Regions from separate parts of the Homo sapiens genome. Here region 2 is linked to region 1. Evidence: chromatin contacts called from ENCODE Hi-C or POLR2A ChIA-PET data. All regions are on one chromosome and are shown on one strand. Each heading gives the region's core, a stretch centred on a gene start or an enhancer-like site at or near the end of the contact. The rest is flanking DNA. Distances are from core to core; before and after follow the strand shown. Region 1 overlaps AK4 (adenylate kinase 4). Region 2 overlaps IL12RB2 (interleukin 12 receptor subunit beta 2).

Region 1 (2,700 bases), core at 169-2,668:
ACACTTAGCCTAAATATTGCAGGATATCATTCAGCGGTGAACAACTCATGACTGAATTTCCCCAAATTATCTTTATTTAGAGTTTATTTGGATTGTTTCCACATATCTGGATTTTTTAAATTCCAGAACTGTATTGATTTATGCCAAATGACTTAGTGATGCAAAGCTCAGAGAGGTAGTGTGGTTGTATTTAAGAGTGTAGGCTCTGGATTTCGATCCTGATTTGACCACCCTAGCTCTGTGACTTTGGGCAGAGTAGCCAATGTTTTGTGTTTACTCATTTGTAAATGAGAGTAATGATAGAGCTAACACACAGGGTTTTCTAGTATTACACAGATTCATATATATTGACAGCCTGGCCAGGGTGAGGGGAGTGAAGCTGAGGCACTGTCCCCCAGTGAAAAGTTTAAGGGGGCACCAAAAACACTCAGTAATCAAGATAAATAATAGTTTAATGTGATAAAATGAACAACATACCAAAATTTCAAATAAATTCCAGATCTGGCCTGGTCAGGATGAGGGTGAAGTAAGACTAAGTCAGGCATATGTAGGGTCAGGTCCTATTGTTATTTGAACTTTCTGCAGTTTTTTTATCATGGATTTTTTGGGCATGTTTAAAAGTATTGCATTAAAGTATTATTTTTTCTTGGTCATTAGTTGTTCGGTTTTGTGTGTGTGTGTGGCCCCTCACTCACTCCCTCACTCTAGGTGGTGTGAGGCCAGTGTATTGGTATTTGTTATTAGTGATTACTCTAGGGTTAGTTTTGTAGAGGAAATGAATTTTAGTGCCTCATGGAAAGTCCCTCCCACCTCCAGGATATTTTCTGTTAGGTTGCGTCAGAGTCCCAATCCAAATCTCATAACTAAGATCAGTTTTGGCCAGGCGTGGTGGCTCACGCCTGTAATCCCAGCACTTTGGGAGGCGGAGGCGGGCGGATCACGAGGTCAGGAGATTGAGACCACGGTGAAACCCCGTCTACTAAAAATACAAAAAAAGAAAATTACCCAGGTGCGGTGGCGGGCGCCTGTAGTCCCAGCTACTCGGGAGGCTGAGGCAGGAGAATGGCGTGAACCCGGGAGACGGAGCTTGCAGTGAGCCGAGATCGCGCCACTGCACCCCAGTCTGGGTGACAGAGCGAGACTCCGTCTCACACACACACACACACACACAAAAAAAATCAGTTTTAAGGTATTAGAGGATGTCGTTCTTTCTTGTCTTCTGTTAAATGGTGCTTTGAATGTCATGTTTCAAACACTGCTGGAGCTCAGATCCCAGAAAATGAAAAATGTGTGCACTTAGCTTATGCGTAGAGGAGCCTAGCCAAACCAAACAGCACGTTTGAAACTTTGCTTTTCCTTTATGGCTGAGATTGTGAAAGACAGCCACAGATGGTGGCTGAGCTCTAGCTGGAACTGCTGTTAGTCGGCGCGAGATGTTCTAAGTGACGGGAGCCAGGAACTCACTGTGGTGTTTCTAGAAGTTAAATTATGATGATAGGATCTTCCTGTAATACTGGTTCTGTTCCTTGCCTTTAGTTATATCTTGGAAATCTGTCACATGGTTAGTGACTAGTGAAAGGCCAAAAAAATTTGCAGAATCAGCTATTTAAAGCTTTGTTCTTGATAGTTCAAGTGTTACGCAAGGCAAAGCAGCCCTCTGTTAAGGGTTTCAGGCTAGGTGTCTCCTTGTTAGGGTGTCATTCCTGTTGTAATTATTGGTTTGTCTTGTCTTCTTCCTTTTTTTTTTTTTTTTTTTTTGAGACAAGGTCTTGCTTTGCCATCCAGGCTGGAGTGCAGTGGCACGATCATGGCTTACTGCTGCCTCCACCTGTCACTCAAGAGATCTTCCAACCTCAGCCTCCCGAGTAGCTCGGACTACAGGCACATGCCACCATGCTTGGCTAATTTTTTTTTTTTTTTTTTTGTGCAGATAGGGTCTCACTATATTTCCCAGGCTGGTCTGGAAGTTCTGGGCTCGAGCAATCTGCTTGCCTCAACCTCCCAAAGTGCTGGGATTACAGGCATAATTATAGGCCTTTTTTTTTTTTTTGGATATAGACTTATTCTGTGTTTCAGAAATAGTTGCTTTTTTTTTTTTTTTTTTTTTGAGACAGAGTCTCCCTCTGTTGCCTAGCCTGCAGTGAGTGCAGTGGCACAATCTCCGCACTGCAACCTCCACCTCCCTGGTCAAGCGATTCTCCTGCCTCAGCCTCCCTAGTAGCTGGGACTACAGGCGCCCGCCATCATGCCCGGCTAATTTTGTTTTTTCAGTAGAGACGGGGTTTCACTAAATTGGCCGGGCTGGTCTCAAACCCCTGACCTCCTGATCTGCCCACCTCGGCCTCCCAAAGTGATGGGATTACAGGTGTGAGCCACTGTGCCCAGCCAATAGTTGCTCTTAAAAGGTCAGGTAAAACGAATGTTGTTGATCGTTTGCCTAAAATATATAGGGTTGAATAGACTGATAATCACCATAGCAGCTATCATTGGATTTTATTAGGTTTAAATTTATCTGAAGATTGTCATGTCTTTAAGTCGCAAAGAAGTGGAATCTAATTATATACTTAGGGCTAGGCATGGTGGCTCATGCCTATAATCCCAGCACTTTGGGAGGCTGAAGTGGGTGGATCACTTGAGGTCAGGAGTTTTAGACCAGCCTGGCCAGTATGGTGAAACCCTAGCTCTAGTAAAAATAAAAAA
Region 2 (2,700 bases), core at 142-2,641, 2.2 Mb after region 1:
TTTGAAATCACTTGAACATACTGGCCTTTGGCTTTTTTTTTCTCATGTGCCTATAATAGTTTTATCTGTATTTGGCTAGATAACATTGAGGTTAGAACTTTTAGTGACTCTGTGACAGTTGAATGTCAAAGATTCTCCTCCCTATTAGCCCTTGTGTTGCTTTAAGCAGCAGTGATTTTACACCCCTGGTCATGAAATGTTACACTTTTTAGAGACTCATGCAGATTCAACTAATGATTTCTCTCCCATGAAGGTATACATTGCAGGTAGGCACCATTAACATTTCAGTTTACTTGCAATTTACCTTGTGAAAAGAATATAATTCTAGAATTTGATTCTTAGCTCTGTAATAATCTGTTAGGTTGTGGATTTTTAATGAGTCAGTGAGTGTCCCCTTTAGATTTCTTACCAATATGTAATTAACTGAAGACATGTACTGCTGTGGTACAAGTCAACTGGCTTTGACACTGAGCACACCCGGGTTTCCAAACCCTGATTTTACAAATGTCTGGATTATCTAGTTTGTGGAGTAGTCAGGTCTTGGTCAATGTAGTGAACTGTAATGGGAAAAGCAGGGTCTTCGGGGAAAGCAAGACCTGGGTCCAGTCCTCAGCTTTGCCATTTACCAGACCCAGGTCTTTTGTAAATCATTTAACTTTTGCCAGCCTCCTTGTCCTCAGCTGTAAAGCAGATGTAATCATATGCACCCTTGCGTTGTGTGAGGGTTAAACGAGATGATGTATATAGTGTCCGGACACCACCTGACAGTAGGTGGTTAGTGAACGTCATATCCCCTTTCCTTTGTTGCCTGTGCTTTTTTTCTTTTTGCATCTAAGCTAGCAGATAGAAGTCCCAGGTTTGATTCCTGGGCCACTCTTCATATTCCTGGAGAATTAAGAGCATTTTCAAAATGTTTTACATAAGTGTTGCTTACCTCTAAGTCCTCACTGCAAAGGTAAATACTACTGCAAAGGAGAGAAAAGAAAAGAAGTGAATGTTTAGAAAAAAACAAAAAAGAAAGTAGAGCAAGAAAGGCAGGAAAAGGAAGTAATGAAGGAGAGGATAGAACAAAAAGAAGGCCCAACTGATGGGGGATGGAAGTATCGCAGAGAAACCATTAGCTTTCTCAGAGCCAGGCACCTGCACGGTGCAGAGCCAAGGCTATGGGCTCTGGGATAAAACGGATTTGTGTTCAAAGCCTGGCATCTCTGATGATTAGTTCTGGGACCTTAAGCAAGTTCCTTAACCTTTCAGCACTTCAGTTTTCAAATGCGGGAAACAGCAAGAGCTACACTTGCTGAGCACTCACCATGTGTCAGCACGCTCCACTGAAATTCCCACTCCACCCTGTGTGATATGTGGAATTATCACCCTCATCTGACAGATGAGGGAGCTAGCCGAAGGATGTGGTTAGCATTTGTTCAAAGTCACAGAGCTGGGCTTACCCCGCAGACCTGGCTCTGAAGCTCACACTGACTACTGCAGGAGGAGGGGAGATGGAGCTGTGGATGGGCCCACACAGCACCTGCCCTCTACATGTGGGTACTTACGCTCCCTTTCTTTCTCTTTTGCTCTTCTCTTATCTCCTGTTATCCAGGTGGTGGGACTTAATTTTCTAGAAATTTCCATCTGGTTAGATGGAACTTTCTAACCTAGGAAAAAACCCCAGCGCAGCCTCCCCTCAAATACACTCTAAGTTTCACTGTTGAGGAAATTAGCTTGGTGCAGCTGAAGCCTGTTTTCAGGAGTTGTTTCTGCTGGTTCCACTCCTGGCTGTAAATCAAAACAAATCTAAGTGACTTGATGGTAGAGGAAACAAAATGACTTCACTCACTCACGTGAGCATGAACTCATGCACACACACACTCACACTTACACATACAGGAGTTGATTATTTAGTCTCTTTGCAAGTATGTTTGGTTGAAATTAAGTTGGGCCATATTTGACCATTGTCTTACAGATTGGTGGTTATTTATTTAATCAGTTCAGCCTGTGTTTTGGCATTAAATAGATAATATCACATGATTTGTTCATTCATTACTTAACAATTATTAGGAGCCTATTATATTCTAAGTGCTGCGCTGGGTATGTGGCATATTAAATGAGATAGGACTTCCCTTTAAGTACATCATTGTCTAATGATCACACACCAAATAATTGTACTATACCATGATAAGTCTAGGAATGGAGATGAACACAAGGTTTGTCATTTATATTAGTGTATTTTTACAAGACCAAAAAGTGTTTTTCTATATGAGTTGTATCTTCTCTGTTGAGAATTCTTTCTGCATTCTAGTAAAAAAAAAAAAAAAAGAAAAGAAAAGAAAAGAAAAGAACCACATATACTTTATTTTTATTTTTTTGCTCTGTCTTATGGTGCTAAAGCCACATGTACTTTCCTTGGGTTATTTTAATAACACATGTTTTAAGAGTAAGTTAAGGCCGGGTGCAGTGGCTCATGCCTATGTAATCCCGGCACTTTGGGAGGCCAAGGTGGGTGGATCTCTTGAGCTCAGGAGTTCAAGACCAGCCGGGGCAACATGATGAAAGCCTGTCTGTATAAAAAATACAGAAATTAGCCAGGCGTGGTGGTACGCACCTGTAGTCCCAGCTATGTGGGAGGCTGAGGCAGGAGGATTGCTTGAGCCTGGGAGGTGGAGGTTGCAGTGAGCTGAGATCGTGCCACTGCATCACTGCATT

What was found. A loop is a pair of places that touch in the nucleus more often than their neighbours do. ChIA-PET counts read pairs that join two places held with the same protein, here RNA polymerase II (POLR2A). Pooled maps may share reads with other maps.
Region 2: a map with no recorded cell type shows a loop between it and region 1 (4-fold over the local background). The contact joins two enhancer-like sites. A Hi-C loop is called at or near these places in 1 of 37 single-sample maps with no recorded cell type and 2 of 50 pooled maps. POLR2A ChIA-PET finds 5 or more read pairs at or near these places in 1 of 52 experiments (PC-9).

What each region holds. Positions count from the first base shown.
Region 1 is chr1:65,169,218-65,171,917 of GRCh38, forward strand. The region is part of intron 1 of AK4 (adenylate kinase 4); the gene reads left to right. Among named protein-coding and RNA genes, the nearest start is that of AK4, 22 kb to the left of the region's middle. Within about 2 kb of position 1,419, at least 9 of the 41 ENCODE cell types and tissues checked have a DNase peak (open chromatin) inside an H3K27ac peak, as active enhancers do.
Region 2 is chr1:67,335,605-67,338,304 of GRCh38, forward strand. The region is part of intron 8 of IL12RB2 (interleukin 12 receptor subunit beta 2); the gene reads left to right. Among named protein-coding and RNA genes, the nearest start is that of IL12RB2, 29 kb to the left of the region's middle. Within about 2 kb of position 1,392, at least 3 of the 41 ENCODE cell types and tissues checked have a DNase peak (open chromatin) inside an H3K27ac peak, as active enhancers do.